2 separate regions of the Mus musculus genome follow, and region 2 is linked to region 1. A link is a contact called in ENCODE Hi-C or POLR2A ChIA-PET data. All regions are on one chromosome and are shown on one strand. Each heading gives the region's core, a stretch centred on a gene start or an enhancer-like site at or near the end of the contact. The rest is flanking DNA. Distances are from core to core; before and after follow the strand shown.

Region 1 (7,907 bases), core at 1,932-4,431:
AGAATAAAGAGGATTGGGATGTAGCTCTGTACTAAAGTGTTTGACTAGCATGCAAGAAACCCTAGGTTCAACCCCCTACCATCAAAAGGGGAGGGGAGACAAACAAGACACAATACAATTCTTAACACATTAATCCAGATGAAATAATACAAATGGTAAGTTAGCATGGCTGCTTGTAAAAGCACAGGTTTCCAGCCAGCAGGGTGAGGTGGATTGGCACAGGTGCTGGCCACCAGGTCTGACAGTTAGATCCCTGGGATTCCCACAAGACGGAAGGAGAGATCTCTGACTTGAAAATGATACCAGGGTGCACAAGTGTCCCTCCTGGTTCCCCAAATAAAGGATGGAGAAAAAAAAAAGACCAAGTTAGTTCCCCCCCCACACACACACACAATTTAGTCCTAGAGAAAAAAACGAATCGAGGAGAATCCTCAGAAGATCACATTCAGCTCATGTCTTTAGTCCAGTACTCCCAAGGCAGAGGCAGGCAGATCTCTGAGTTCGAGGCCAGCCTGGTCTAAGGAGTGTGACTCATGTTTCCTTCTGTAGTTCCAGGACAGCCAGGGCTACACAGAGAAACACTGTCTCAAAACAAAACAAGAGATGAAAGGGGAGGGGAGAGGGCGAGAGAAGAAATGAGGAAGAAATGATCTCCACAAAAGGCTATTCACTAACACGCTATCCTAAACATCTTTAAGCCATCTGAACGCCCAGGAGCAAATAAAGAATAATGCCCAGCTCTGAACACTAAATTTAATTCCAGCAAAATTCTCCTCCTCCAGCCCCAGAGACCACCACACATCCAGCAGTGAGCCGTGGATATGCTGGGGGGCGGGGTCTGTAAGAGTGTGTGCTAGGGGGCGGGGTCTGTAAGAGCTTGCGTGCTGGGGGCGGGGTCTGTGAGAGCCTGTGCTGGGGGTGTGTAGCTCTGTGGAATGAGAGTGCTGGGGTGCTGAGCAGGTATAGCTTTGTGGCAGAGGACATGCTGACCATGTATTAGGTGCTGGGTTCCATCCCCTGCACAAAACAAAATAGGGGTAGTAAGGAAGAAAAGAGGAAGAGGAGGAGGAGAGGGAGGAGGAGGAAAATTGGAAACATTGTGTAACTTAATTTCTATGGAATTCTAGAACAAAGAAAACAAAATAGAGGAGCCTTAAGGAATCCTGGTGGGGTGGGGGATTGAGGGACTTTCTGGATGACGAAAGCAGATTTCCTGGAGTAGGGCGTGGTTCCTTGGTTACCAGCATTTCAAAATACATCAAGCTATGGGCTTTCGGGTCTGTGCATTTCTTTGTGTATGTCTTGCATGTGAACTTAAAAGGGATCTTAAAAGGGTGGCGGACTGCTCAGACTAGAGTGCTTGCTGTGCCTGGGTGAGGACCTAAGTCCTGAGCTCCAGAACCAGTGTACAAGCCGAAGGGGGCCGGGGCAGGGGGGAGGGGCGGGGGGGGGGCGCAGGTGGTGGTGGTGGTGGGGTGGTGTGTGCACCTGTAACCATGGTGACAGGGAGGCAGAGACCGGTACATCCTGGAGACTTGCTGCTGGCTATTCAGTGTATTGAAAATTATGAACTCCAGGTTCACGGAGACACCATCTCTCAAAGAGGCCTTTACATGCACAGGGGAGCTCACTCTTTCGCATGCCTATGCGCACACACACACACACACACACACACACACACACACAAGAGCATTTGGGGAGAAATTATAAAGTTACCTTTATAAAACCAATGACATGATGAACACAATTTTTTTTTGGGTAGGCCTGGATATCCTGGAACTCACTCTGTAGACCAGGCTGGCCTCGAACTCAGAAATTCGCCTGCCTCTGCCTCCCAAGTGCTGGGATTAAAGGCGTGCGCCACTATGCCCAGCTCTGAACACTAAATTTAATTGAGATCACAGTTGCCTCAAGCTGGGGAGGTGGCGGCAGAGGAAGGGACCCTATTTAAGGTGGGGGGGGGGAGGGTCAGAGATGACTCTAACTCTTGTTTCAAAGGTTGACTCCAAAGACAGTCCTTCATATCACTCTGTAATAACAAAATATATTCATATGATATGTGCACATATTTACATGTCATATTCATTATATTGTAAGTATCCAATAATGTATACATTCTAATTTTTAAAAGAATTTTATAGGGCTGGAGAGATATTCCACCACTTAAGAGCACTGGCCTCTCCTCCTCTCCTCTCCCCTCTCCTCTCTTCTCTTCTCTGAGCTCAATTCCCAGCATCCACATAGCAGCTCACAACTGTCTATAACTCCTGCTCCAGGGGATCCATCTGATCTCCTCTTCTGGCCTCCACAAAAGAGGCACCAGGCACACATGTGGCACAGGGATGTGTGTAGGCAAAGCACCCGTACACACCAAATAAAAATAAATCTTGAAAAAATTGTATGTATATGTGTCCGTGTGTGTGCACACATGATTGGGTGTATATGTGTCTGTGTGTGTGCACACATGATTGGGTGTATATGTGTCTGTGTGTGTGCACACATGATTGGGTGTATATGTGTCTGTGTGTGTGCACACATGATTGGGTGTATATGTGACTGTGTGTGTGCACACATGATTGGGTGTATATGTATCTGTGTGTGCACATATGATTGGGTGTATATGTATTTGTGTGTGCACACATGATTGGGTGTACATGTGCTCCTGACTGCGGAGCATCTCTCCACACCCAGTTGAAAGCAGGAGCTGGAGAGATGGCCAGCAGTTGAGAGCACTTACCATTCTTCCAGAGGACCTGGGTTCAGTTCCCAGCATGACTCAGCAGCTCTTAAGCATCTGTAACTCCTGACCTCTTCTGGGCTCCAATGACCCTGCACATAGGTGCTGTGCTTATGTGCAAGCAAAATACTCACACACATACACTACAAATAAATCCTAAATCAGTGTTTAAAGCAACATGGGGTAGGAGGAGCCTGGGCTACATAGGAAGACCTTTCAATGTGTCCCCTTAAGAGCAACTTCAGTTGACAAAATGAATTGTCACCTGGAAAAGATTAATTGTGTCTCATCCAAAGAATTCCTCCTTATGACACTCCATTGGCCCCTTGCTGCCGGTGGTCTAGGCCCATGTGTCAGTCACACAGGGCTCTGCAAGCCAGTACCTGCCAAAGGACTAGATTTGATTTTCCTCAGATGTCATGCGGAGAATCCATGACCCTGCTCACACAACCTCCCTCTGCCTCCCTGCCTCTGCCTGTTTCCGTGCCAGCATGTCCTCCTGGTGAGCCTAGAGGATGCTCATGGGCTCAACTCCAGCTTCAGCCTTCCAGAGCCCAACCTCAAGACCTGACAGCAGACAGCTTGGAGAGCAGCTGAGGAGCCAGGCTCTGCTGGGCTGAAAGCATCCTCTGTAGGCTGGGATCTCCTGACATACAACGGCCTCTTCTCCTACCTGGATACTTCCGATTAGCACAAAGGGATCCTGACCATCTCCTGTGTGGACCAGCTGGGTCCTCTGCAGTCTCTGAGCTCCAATCAGCCTTTCAGTCTCCCTAGGAAACAGGGTGCCAGAGAGCTGGTGACTGGCCACAGTGACTGTTTGAAGCTCACCCACCAAGGGGCTAACCTGCAGATGCCCCCTGACTAACCCTGTTTCCCTTGGGCAGGTCACAGACCCTGCAACAGAAGGAGCACATACCCACACCCCCCAACACACACACAATGACTACAATGTTGAGTCTAAACAGGATGAAACTTTGGCCTCTGTCACTATTTATTTTTTTATGTTTTTAATTAAATCTCTGGGGTCACTGACACCCTGGAGCCAGAGAAATGCAACCCTGAAGCTAGCTTGTTAATGATACACCATCTGTCTGTTCACACGGGGCGGTCACATGATCTTTGCTCTGCAGAACATCCTGTCTCACTGGCCTAAACCGGTTTGTGGGTGAAATGCTTGGGAGAAATGCCAGACACTCTCTCTCTCTCAATCTCCCTCTCTCTCAATCCTCTCTCTCTCTCTCTCTCCCCATCCTACAATGAGCAGTCAGGAAAAAAAAAGAAATCAGCTCTTAGTATCAACTCTGTTCCCTTTGTGCCAACCGTGGGTAGCACGACATCACCCTCTTTGCGCTGTAGGAGTCTAGTGGAGTCACCTGGCTTCTGGTGGCACCCTCGGAGAAGGGAAGAGATAAAAAGGCGGCACAGTGCAATCAAAGAGGAGACTTCAGTCAAAGAACACGCACAGTGTCCTCAGCATCCAACTAAGGCTCTGAGGGACCCTGGAACCCCAACCAGGGTAGAAGGGGACAGAGCCAGGAGCCCTCTGACTTTGACAATGAGAGGGCGTATGACTCATTTTTACCCATAATACTCTGATCATTGACTTGGGCCCGAGATTAGATAAAACCACTTAAGACTGTTTTCCCGATGGTGGTTTTTAGACCTGCAGCTTTTAGCTATTAAAAATGTCTCAGGAGCCGGGCCTGGTGGCGCATGCCTTTAATCCCAGCACTCGGGAGGCAGAGGCAGGAGGGTTTCTGAGTTCGAGGCCAGCCTGGTCTACAAAGTGAGTTCCAGGACAGCCAGGGCTATACAGAGAAACCATGTCTCGAAAAACAAAACAAAACAAAACAAACAAACAAACAAAAAAAACCAACAAAAAAAATGTCTCAGGAAGGAAAAGTCCACAAAGGTCCTGTAAGCGCCGGCCCTCCTGTGCCCACCATCATCCCCAGGGCAGTGGGAATCAACCTGAAGGACTTGACTCTTGGAGGACAGAAGATGAGCAGCTGTAAACTACGCTTTATGAACTCCCCTGGACTTGGGCACTCCAAAACCGCTGGGACACGTTAGATGATCGCATGCCTGCAGAACTACCCTCAGTTACCATGTCAGAGCAGGTGGCAAGCCACCACAACATGGGAGTTTGTCCTGGAGTACCCTCCTGGGCAGGTGACTGCAGCTGCAGAGGAGGTAGTGGGTAGGGAGCAAGAAGTTGTATCAGATAGGTGCCTAGCACCCAAGGTCTAACATGTGGAAATCTGGGTGATGAAGGCCCTGGCTGCTGACAAAAGCAGATAGTGCCCCCGCCCCCAACACATCTTGCATCTTTTCTTTTGACAGTAGTTGCTACCACCCTTCTCTGCAGGCAGATGTCACTTTCTGTGTCACTAGGGATGGGATGGTCTATTCTTTTGTTGTTATTATTGTTTTGTTTTGTTTCTTCTAGACAGGGTTTCTCTGTATAGCTCTGGCTGTCCTGGAACTCACTTTGTAGACCAGGCTGGCCTCGAACTTAGAAATCCACCTGCCTCTGTTTCCCAAGTGCTGGGATTAAAGGCATGCATCACCACTGCCCGGCTTGGTCTATTCTTTTTTCCTGATAATTCCACTTTTTCCTTAGAGGCCCTTGTGTGTGTGTGTGTGTGTGTGTGAGAGAGAGAGAGAGAGAGAGAGAGACAGAGACAGAGACAGAGACAGAGACAGAGACAGAGAGACAGAGAGAGAGAGACAGAGAGAGAGAGAGACAGAGAGACAGAGAGAAAGAGACAGAGAAACAGAGACACAGAGAGAGAGAGACAGGAAAAGGAGGCAGACAGATGGAAGGAGAGAGACAGAGACAGAGAGGAGAGAGACAGAGAGAGGAAAAGAAAAACAGATGGAAAGAGAGAGTGAAACACAGAGACAGAAAGACAGAGAAAATAGAGAGACAGAGACAGGAGAGAGAGACAAAGAGAGGAGAGACAGATGGGTAAGAGAGAGAGAGAGAGAGAGAGAGAGAGAGAGAGAGATCAATAGATAAATGTTCTTGCAGGAGCCTGGCCCTGGAGAACGAATGACTCATGCTCATTTATTTCACATCCTGGGCCTGTGGACTATTTCTCCAATCACCAAAGAGCCAATGGCCCAGGGCTTCTTATCACTCACTGATAGGAGTTCGCAGCCCATAAAACCCAGCTCTGCTCCACTCTGCAGGAAAACATCTGCACCTGGGCTTCTTGGCCCAGAAGAATGTGACTTAGTCACCTGTGGGTAAGTGTAGCCATTGTTCTGCCTCCCCTGTACAGGCCAGCCACCCCAGATCAATCACATGTGGTTGACAGCCGCAGGGGACCCTGGCTGGGATGTGCATTCCTCTGGTTTCTCGCCAGCCCCCCCTCCCCCCAGTAAAACATCGGTGATGGCCCTGAGCAAGCATGGGGCAAAGCTTATCTTCCTAAAGCCCAGGCTCACTCACTCCCCTCATCGGTGACAGTGATGGTGTGACCTACACTGAGGACGCGATGACAAGCTGCTGCTAAGAATTCCAGGCTGCCTTCCTCCAGTAGCACCTGGCTTTCAGGCACAAAAACACAGGGTGATGATGCTGTCACCGGATGTCAAAGGTGACTCTTGGATAAGACCATGAGTCACTTCCAGCCCTGGTCCTACTGGAGGGGCTGCTCAAAACAGCAGCTGTTGGCCCTCTCAGTCTGCGCTCGACATTTGGGTGGTTGAACGGAGTGGAAAGGCTTTGGTGCTGGACCATGTGAAAACTCATGACAGATCCTTTCATGCAAGAACTCAAAAAAAAGTGCTCAGGTTGAGCGAGCCTCCTGGGGAGGTGCTTTCTCTCAATGCCATTTTTTTTTAACGCCCTGAAGAAACAGAATGGCCTTTGCCGGTGGCATCTCAGCCGCCATGTCTAGGGGACAGCATGTCCTCAGCTCTCAGTTGGTCGGTCAGTCAGTCTGTCCATCTATCTGGCCCTCCCTTCCACCACTCTCACCCTCGACCTGTCCCACCTCACCCATCCTGCTGGACCTGGGTCAGCCCCACCTCCTATAATGCTTGCCCAGATGCTTCCCCCAGCTGAACTCCCACAGGACAGGCTAAATCAGGTCACCGACCCTACACAGCTTGTCCAACATGATCCAGAAGGTTCTGGTTGGCAGCATCGCCCAGACAGAGAGACACGCAGTCCCCACCCACAGCCTCGCAGTGTAGGGAAAGGGGACAGGATAAAGTGCAAGGCCCCTAGGGCCGTTGCCCAAAGAGATCTGTACAATTCCAACTCATCATTTACCCATCAAAGCAAGTCAAGTGGTCGCTCCTGCCTCAGAGGTGACCCTACAAGGAGTCCCGGGATCTAGGCTATTGCTCTGCCTTAGGGTGGGGACCACAGTCATCACACACTGTTACCTGGAGGGTTGGTCAGGTCAAAGGAAGGGGAGGCCTGAATCAAGCCTGACTTTCAGAGCGTGGCTGGCAGACTCAGTTCTCACGGGCACAAACAACTCTTTCTTTTATACCCAGGACACCCATACAGGATCATGGCCTGTGGCTTGCTGTGGCACTGGGCACAAAGATATCTAGTAAATACTGCTGAATAACAAGTCATTTCTCTAGCTCACGGGGGCCTTGTAATGTAAGTGCGCTGCTCTGGCTGCTAATGAGCTTTGCAAAGGCCAGGAAACTTGTGTTCTCAAGCTGGGCATGGTGGTGCGTGCCTATATAATCATAGGATTCTGGAGTTGGAGGCAGGAGGATTGGGAGTTCAAGACTAGCCTGGGCTACACGGGACCCTGTCACAAACAAACAAACAAACATGCATACATACATACATACAACCCAGACGCAAAAACTAAACGAGGAGAAGCAGCTCAGCGGCCTGTGTGCCTCCATTAATTCAACAGGTGTGTACTGTATTGCTCAGCACCCCCACTGAGCACCACCCTAGCCAGTTTCTGTCCTAAAGATCTCAGAGACAGTCCACAGGCAAAATCAAGAGCCACGCGATTGTACATTCAGCTCCTCTATTTGAGGGGCTAGGGATGTGGCTCCACTGGTAGCGTGCCTGCCTAGCATGCAAGAGGCCTGGGTTCAATCCTCAGCATCACATAAATAGGGTGTGGTCATATACGCCCGTACCCTAGCATTCTGGAGAAAGGAAGATAGAAAGTTCAAG
Region 2 (7,907 bases), core at 2,162-4,661, 39 kb after region 1:
TAGAGCTACCTGAGACCCTAGAAAACTGGAGTGTTCACTGCCAAGGCTTCTGAGCTTGGGGTTGGGGGCCACGGCCAGTCATTAAGTGCTGGACGTAAGAACCAACCTGATCCTGACTGTGTGAGCAAGAGCCACGTTTCTTTGCTCAGGCTGTTGGTGTGTCTGGGCTTCTAAAGCGCTGACCGTGTTTTCCTTTAAGGAAAACCACTCTGCACAACCCAAGGACACTCAGCATTGACCCTGAGATGGTCTGAGCTGTCCCCAAAGCAAGTCTCTGATGATGCTGTGTCTGCCTCTCCTCTAGCAGCCCCAGCCTGGGCCACCAGTGACAGTGAGGTCCCTTTTGTTCAGCAAAGACTCCACCAGGCATGTCACAATGGGGCCGATTGTTCTGGGCAAGCCACGCTGACTTAAATATTTACCTTTTTGTTTCACAATCCAACAGGAAACAGGGGTCAAGAATTTTTTTTTTGTTCCCTTTCCCCGCTCTGGTCAGCACTAAAGAACAGTTGTTTTTCTAGTTACCCAAGAGGGGAATGATAACAGGTAGGCACCTGGCACTGAGAAGAAGTCTCCAGACTGTATAGCCCTTGGGTTTTAGCAGAATTCTCTGGCAACCGGATGAGATAGCTTCCGAGTCCGAGCCATGGTCAATTTTCTCCTACTTTCTGTGTGCCTCCGGCTTGGGCTGCTGAGCAGGACAGGAGCTGGGCCTTGTTAAACAACAACAACCAAATCCTAGGAGGACACTGCTTTAGACGGCTCTAAAGGCAGACCGAACCAAAATGGAGTCGCTTGAGTCAACTGCCATCCCCTAGAACCGGTCAGGTTTTCTGTATTCTGGGGAGGCTTGTCTGCTCCCGTTGGTGTGATGATGACGTTTCTGCTGCTTTAAACCATGTGAAAGTTCTCCCTGTGTGATGAACTGGGGGTGTTGGTAGCGTTCATCTCACATGCATAAAGCCCTAAATTAGTTCCCTAATGTAGCTAACCTCTCAATGTTCAGGCATTTCCTTAGTCCCTCCTCTGCAGCTAGATCGACTTGAGGTACCAAATGACATCCGTGAACAAGGTAGACAGCTGGTATTGTCAACTGATTGCAAGGAAAGGTGCTGATTCCAGGACCGGGTTTTGGGTTCTGCTCTGTGGTACACCGTGTACCCAGGATGCACAGGTCCTGGGCTCCATCCCAGACCATGGCATGCAAAGACATGAAGGGCCTTGGGGGCTTCTCCAGCCCCTTCCACCCAGTTCCTGTTTGTTCTCCGAGACCCAATATTAGTCCCACTTCTGCATCCAGAGGTTTCTGTTGGGTGAGAAACCACTCCTGGAATGTTCCCTCTGGATCCTAAAAGGAGGGGCTGTTACTGAATGTGTGAACTCAAGCCATAAAGTGATTGGGTCAGGGGTGGGGGTAGATTTCTAATTGTCACTACCTTGGAATGCAGCGTTGAGGGAGGAGAGACCTTCCTCTTAGGTTTGGTGTTGAATTTGAGATAGGCAGATGGGCAGGAGGCAGGGTGGAGGTTGGGGGGTTGGGGGTGGAGGTTGGTGGGGTGGGGATATAAACTTATTCCTGTTGGTTGGTTGCATGTGTGCATACACAAAAGGCATAATGGGAAGCAAGGTCATCCCTCCAGTCAGAGTCAGGGAATTTTGTTATCAGTTTCATCAGGAGAAGGGCAGGAAATACAGGCCACTTAGGTGACAGTGAATGCCTTTCAGGGGAGAGGAATGGGCCCTTAGGAGAGGACGGGACAGGTGATAGATTGTGGCGAGGCTCAGCTGGGAGTGGCCTGACCTCTCATCTCCCCGGGTTATAAGGAAGAGCTTCCCGGTTGCACACTCAAGGGAGGGTCTAACCTGTCCTCCAGCTGGGGCCCCATCTTGTAGGAGATGCCCTCTGTATCCTCTGTTTTCCAACGCCTTCATCCCCAACACACCAAATTGGTCAGTCGCTCTTCAGAGGCGCGTGTCCTGAAAAAAACCCACTTGGAGCAAAAGTGACTTTTAAAAAACTAAAAATGTGTAAAATTCAGTTATGAACAAGAGTTAAATGGCATGAGTTAAGATAGTTTTCTGTACTTTAAAGAAATATGTTTATATTAAAGCCCAGTGCCTGGCTTAGATTTGGTAGCATGCAACCTAGAATCCCAGTGCTCAGGAAGCTGAGGCAGGAGGATCACAAGTTTGGGGCCAGCCTGGGCTTTGTCTCAAATAAAATAGAAAGCTCAGATCTTGAACCTGGAGTGCATGGGTTCGAGGCCTATCTGTGCCACTTACTAGCCATTAACCTGGAAGCAACTGTCTATAATCTTTCTGTGCCTCGGCTTCCGGACGTGCTGCACGGGGTGAGGCATAGCTCCGTGGCAGAGCCCTTGCCTAGCAAGCACAAGAGCCCAGGTCCAGTCCCCAGTATCAAAAGGAGACGGGGGAGGGGTAACAAAATGCAAGGAAAAGGAAATGGTAGCTACTATAAAGGTTTGATAGAAAAGGTGTTTATATAAACTGGGTAGCACCAGGCACATAGTGACTACCTCATAGTACCAATGCTTAGCATTTTGATATCACTATAACATTTTTTATTACATTTACTCGTGTGTGTGTGTGTGTGTGAGAGAGAGAGAGAGAGCATGTGTATTGTTGTATGCATGTGTGACTTTGTGTGTATCATTGTATGCCTCTGTGTGTTATGCACACAGGTAGAGGTAGGTGGATGGGGCATGCCAAGGAGGACATCAGATATGCTGCTCTGATCATCCTTTCTCCGCCCTCTGCAGTGTTGGGGCTACAGGACCCAGGGCCACCCCTAGCTTTTTATATGTGTGCTGGGATCTGAACTCAGGACCATTATACAGTGAGTATGCTCAGCCATTGAATACTCTCATCACCCCACGCTGGACAAACCTTGAAGGCAGGCTTTGGTTGGTGTGTTCTGGTCACACAACTCCTCATATGTGAGTCCTAGTACAGAGCAAGGCAAACCATCGGAAGATAGCAGAGAGGAGGCAAAAAGACGCCTTCCACTCATGGCTACAACACACATGAGCCTTTCAAATGGCTAGGGCTAATTGTGAGCACCACCCACCCATCCACCTACCCACCCATCTACCCATCCATCCATTCACCCACCCACCCACCCATTCATCCACCCCCCCATTCATCTATCCACCCATCCACCCATCCACCCATCGTTCTATCCATCCATCCATCCATCCATCCATCCATCCCTCCATCCATCCATCCATCCATCCATCCATCCATCCATCTGGCAATCACTGACGGGCCTTGGGAATGTAATAAAGGTTTAGTCAACCCACTACCAGGAGTCGTTTGCATCTGCCAGGCCTCAGAGAACCAGTGCAAATTACAACAGCCAGGCCACAGCCTCCTGGGTGTGAGCTGAAGGAGCAGGGACACCCTGGGAAGAGAGCAGCTCGCCCAGTCCTCAGGGAGTGACTTCACGACCCGACTGGGACTTGAGGACATGAAAACAGATTGTCTCATACCCACTTGAACGTGCTGGGCTGCACGGACTTCATGTTTGTAAATTTTCCACTGTCTCAATCAAGTTGGGGTGGCTTTGTAAAAATTATTATTTCTATGACTATCATTACTGTTATTTGGCCTTGCTCTGTGCTTTGACTTCCCTTGCCCTTTCGATTTCCTTTCCAGCCCTCAGGTCCGGCTGCAGCTCTCAGAGGGACCTTTCCTAGTAAATTGTGCTAAACACAGCACTTCGGCTTGTTTTCATTCCTCTGGTATTGCAAGGCCCACCTCCAGGCTCCAGGGAAACCATGGGGGGCATTTTCCAGACTGCTTTCCAGTATAAACACAGCTTGAGAGGCCTGCCTGGCTTCACTGCTGCCCACATCTTTGGGTCTCTGCTCCCTGCTCCCGGGTTGGGGGCAGGGAGGGAGACCCCTGACCTCCTGTAAATATTTCAACACAGCCAGTTCTCTGAGGAATTACAATTTGTGCTTTTGCGTCAACTCTGAAGCAATCATGAGGGAGGCCCTATTTTTATGGCCTGGTGTACTTTCTCGATAATGGGACATTTTAATACTACATTTTTTATGGCTATTAACAAAAGAACTTCATGGCCTAAAACTCTAGGGTTGGGAGGGACACAAAAGAGGAGTCCAAGTAATTAGATCGTGGTGTCTAGTTTGACCCAGCCAAAGACACCGGCAGATCTCAGAGAACTCTATGGGATTGAGAAATCTTTCTGGCTACAAGCCTGGCCTGCTAAGTTGAGAGCATCCATGCCCTTAAATGGAGCCTATAAAGCAAAATTCAATGAGAGTATCGGAACAGAGTGTTTCATAGCTTCTCTTTCCCTCATGTGTGTATATCATATCCACGTGCGTGTGGGAGCATGGACCCGTGTTTGTCCTAGGAGGTCTGAGGCTCATACTGGGTCTTCCATGAATGTTCTCCATCTTATCCAATGAGATGGGCTCTCTCAGCTGAACCCAGAGCTCACCAGTATGGTGAGTCTGGCTAGCTAGCTTGCTCTGTTGAATCCTTGTATCACCCTTCCTAATGCTCCAATTATAGGCAGGTCCTATGGCCATCCAGCATTTACAGGGGCTCTGGGGATCCGAACTCTGGTCCTTATGCTTGCACGGCAAACACTTTAACAACAGATCTGTCTCTCCACCCCAGGACAGAATGTTACGAGGATACAGGACAAAATTCCTGGTAGGTACCAGCAACTGTGAGCAATACTCAACATATACACATACACACATACATACACACATACACACATACATACCCATACACATACATACAATGGTTTTTTCTATACATGTTTACCTTTGATTAAATTTAACTTACAAATTTGGCACAGTAAGCTATAAGCCACAATCATTAATCATAACAGAACAATTATAGCAATATGCTGTAACAAGGGTTAAAGGTATACCGGGCAATGGTGGTGCACGCCCTTTAATCCCAGCACTCGGGAGGCAGAGGCAGGCGGATTTCTGAGTACGAGGCCAGCTTGGTCTACAGAGTGAGTTCCAGGACAGCCAGGGCTGCACAGAGAAACCCTGTCTCAAAAAAAACAAAAAAGAAAAACAAAACAAAACAAAATAAAACAAACAAACAAAAAAAATTAAAGACTTATAGTCTCTCAAAATGTCTTACTGTTCCTCTCTACTCTTAAAGGAAGCAATTATGGGGCTCCTCTTTGTCACATTTCAATGGCCAGCATCATAATTCTTGGGTTGAGGATCATGATTAAATAAGAGTAACTTGAACAGACGTGTAGTGATACCACGGCAGTCAAACTGATATCCAAGACGGCCACTCCATGACTAACGGGAGGGTAACAAACACCTAGAGGACTCCTGCTCTAGTTACAATGTAGCAAGCTTTCTCCCAGATGTTTAGAAGGCATACAATTTAAATACTGAGAAACAAACTCTGATGGTTGAGGGCCTCTGCCAGGCGGGTCCCCTCAGAGAAGGAATTGTCCAGTTGACTATGGGAAAGGAAAGTCACAAGAATCTGGGACACACAGTTTTGTGTTGCCAGAGGTAGAAATGCAGTTTCTGATCTCTTCCCCTACCCCATGCACAGAAAGAAATACGTGGGGGCAGGCACACACATGCTGGTGTGACTGGCACACAAGTGCTGGTGTGACTGGCACAGGGCCACTGCGTGTGGAAGCCAGAGGGCAACCTCACTCATTGTTACTCAGGTACAGTACTCTTGGGTTTTGAGACAGAGTCTCTAACTGGTCTGGGGCTCACTGATTACACCAAACTGATTGGCTAGCAAGGCCCCGCCCCCTTCCATCTGCCTGTATCTACTTCCCTAGTGTTGGGGTTACAGCTAGTGTCACCAGGCCTGGCTTTTTTTTTGTTTTGTTTTTAAATGTGGGTTCTGGGCATTAAACACAGGTCTTCAGGCTTGCAGAGCAAAGACCAGAGCAATCTCCCCAGCCCCATGGTGTTCTTTGGTTTGAGAAAAAGAAACCCATGGCATAAACAGAAGGCCTGTTTAATTCCTAAATCGTTCACAGTAAGAGATTAACCATGGTGGCAGCGTAGAAACAAGGCTGTAATGAGAACCGATGCATCCTCTCCCCAACGCCTTCCCTTGTCTCCAGTGGGAAGAGGGGGGTGAGGTCTGGCTCTGTAATAGGGGCTTTCCAGATCCTGGGGTTTCGATTTGGACACTTTCAACATTTGGCAGCACATGACACAAGGTGCCTGGGGTCAGGACAGCTGTAAAGTACACAGCTGCCAGGGAGGGTGGCCTTGTTCACCTCCTGTCAGTGAGAAACCGGGGTGGGGGGGGCATCAGTCCTACAACACAGGCAATTGAATTTTGCCAGCAAGAATGAATTTATGGGCCTATGAGATGTCTCAGCAGGTAAAGGGGCTTGCTGCCCAGCCTGAAAACCTGAGTTCAATTCCTAAGACCCACTTGGTGGAAGGAAAAAAAATGTCCTGCTAGCCTCTAATCACCCCACACCTTGGCACCTACATGTTCCCACCTCCTAAAATAAATAATATAATTTTAAACATTAAAAAAAAAAAAGCTTAGAAGTGGATTTCCTATTTTAGTGCCTCTTAGCAGGAACTCAACTTCAGGGACACCTTGGTTTCTGCAGTCCTGAGGTCCTGGCCGGGCCCTTAAGTCTGCAGAACTGGTCTCCCTGAGCAGGGATTGATTTTTTTTATATAGAAACTGAAGTGAATACCACCACCTACCCCCCCCCCCCCCCCAGGCCTTTTGTTTTGTTTTGGAGACAGGGTCTCACCATGTAGCCCTGGTTGGCCTGGAACCTGTTACATATCCAGGCTGCTCTTGAATTCACAGAGATTCACTGCCTCTGTCTCCCATGTGCTGAGATGAAAGGACCTACTAAGTGCTTTTTAAAAGAGCATTTCTACACAAATATGTGAATTTTCATTTACAAAATTCAACCTCAAGGTGTGTAACTACGCTACAACTTGCAAATTAAGGATCAAGTTGCCCAATTTTGAAAGGAAGCAGCAGCCTAGGGAGCCAGACTGGGATCCACTGATCAGCCCGCAGAGATCAGACACTCCTCACGTCTTCAGAAAGAACACAGTATAGCTCTCCAATGTCTGTGTTTTTAAGTGCCTGGTAGGCAGGTGGCATTATGTGCTCCACAGAGGTCATCTTTACTGTTTACTCCCAAGGACCACTGCATACGGTGATATTTTTATTATCTATGCTTCTCTGACTGTTGTTGGTGTGGCATAATCACAATGGAATGAACTGGTTTTTGAGACAGGGTCTCGTGTAGTCCAGGCAGACAGACCTCAAACTTGCTATGGACTTGAGGCTGGCCTTGAACTCTGGATCCTCCAGCGGAGCGCTGAGATTACAAGTGTGTCGCCCTGCTCGCTAATCTCTGCATTTGGACTTTGTGCAACACAGTTTAAGGAAAATACTAATTTAATACTCTCTTTCTTCAAGCTATTTTTTTTTTTAAACAGCTGCCTCTCCCAAGATTTTCTCCTTCCATCATGCGAATCTTAGGGATTGAACTCGGGTTGTCAAGCATGGCAGCAAGGTCAAGCATACAAAACAATTTGTATGCTCGAATCAATAGTGCATGCTCGGTGTAAGTTCTGCCTCTGAGGTACACCATACCCCTAGCCCCGAACTCCCCTGCCCTCCTTATGATTTTTTACAAGCAGCTAGTCAGATACATCTCTGCACAGCTTTATGTCTTCCCTTTGCAATTTTTTTTTCTGTTTTACCAACACGTGCAACCGGTCAAGACGTCCCGCTCATCGAAACATTCTCTCTAGGCTTGGGAATCAGGGTTACACAACTCATCTGAGTTCTGTTGAGCTATGAAGGACTGTTCCCCTTATGCCTCCTGCTTGGGAAGAGTTTATACAAGACTGGAGTCG

The links. A loop is a pair of places that touch in the nucleus more often than their neighbours do. ChIA-PET counts read pairs that join two places held with the same protein, here RNA polymerase II (POLR2A).
Region 2: a map of regulatory T cell shows a loop between it and region 1 (2.1-fold over the local background). The contact joins two enhancer-like sites. A Hi-C loop is called at or near these places in 2 of 37 maps with a recorded cell type or tissue (Patski and regulatory T cell). POLR2A ChIA-PET finds 5 or more read pairs at or near these places in 5 of 5 experiments (Patski and embryonic stem cell).

Annotation. Positions count from the first base shown.
Region 1 is chr4:150,742,415-150,750,321 of GRCm38, forward strand. No RefSeq gene overlaps it. Among named protein-coding and RNA genes, the nearest start is that of Gm36600, 41 kb to the left of the region's middle. Within about 2 kb of position 3,182, at least 1 of the 3 ENCODE cell types and tissues checked has a DNase peak (open chromatin) inside an H3K27ac peak, as active enhancers do.
Region 2 is chr4:150,781,105-150,789,011 of GRCm38, forward strand. No RefSeq gene overlaps it. Among named protein-coding and RNA genes, the nearest start is that of Gm51276, 13 kb to the right of the region's middle. Within about 2 kb of position 3,412, at least 1 of the 3 ENCODE cell types and tissues checked has a DNase peak (open chromatin) inside an H3K27ac peak, as active enhancers do.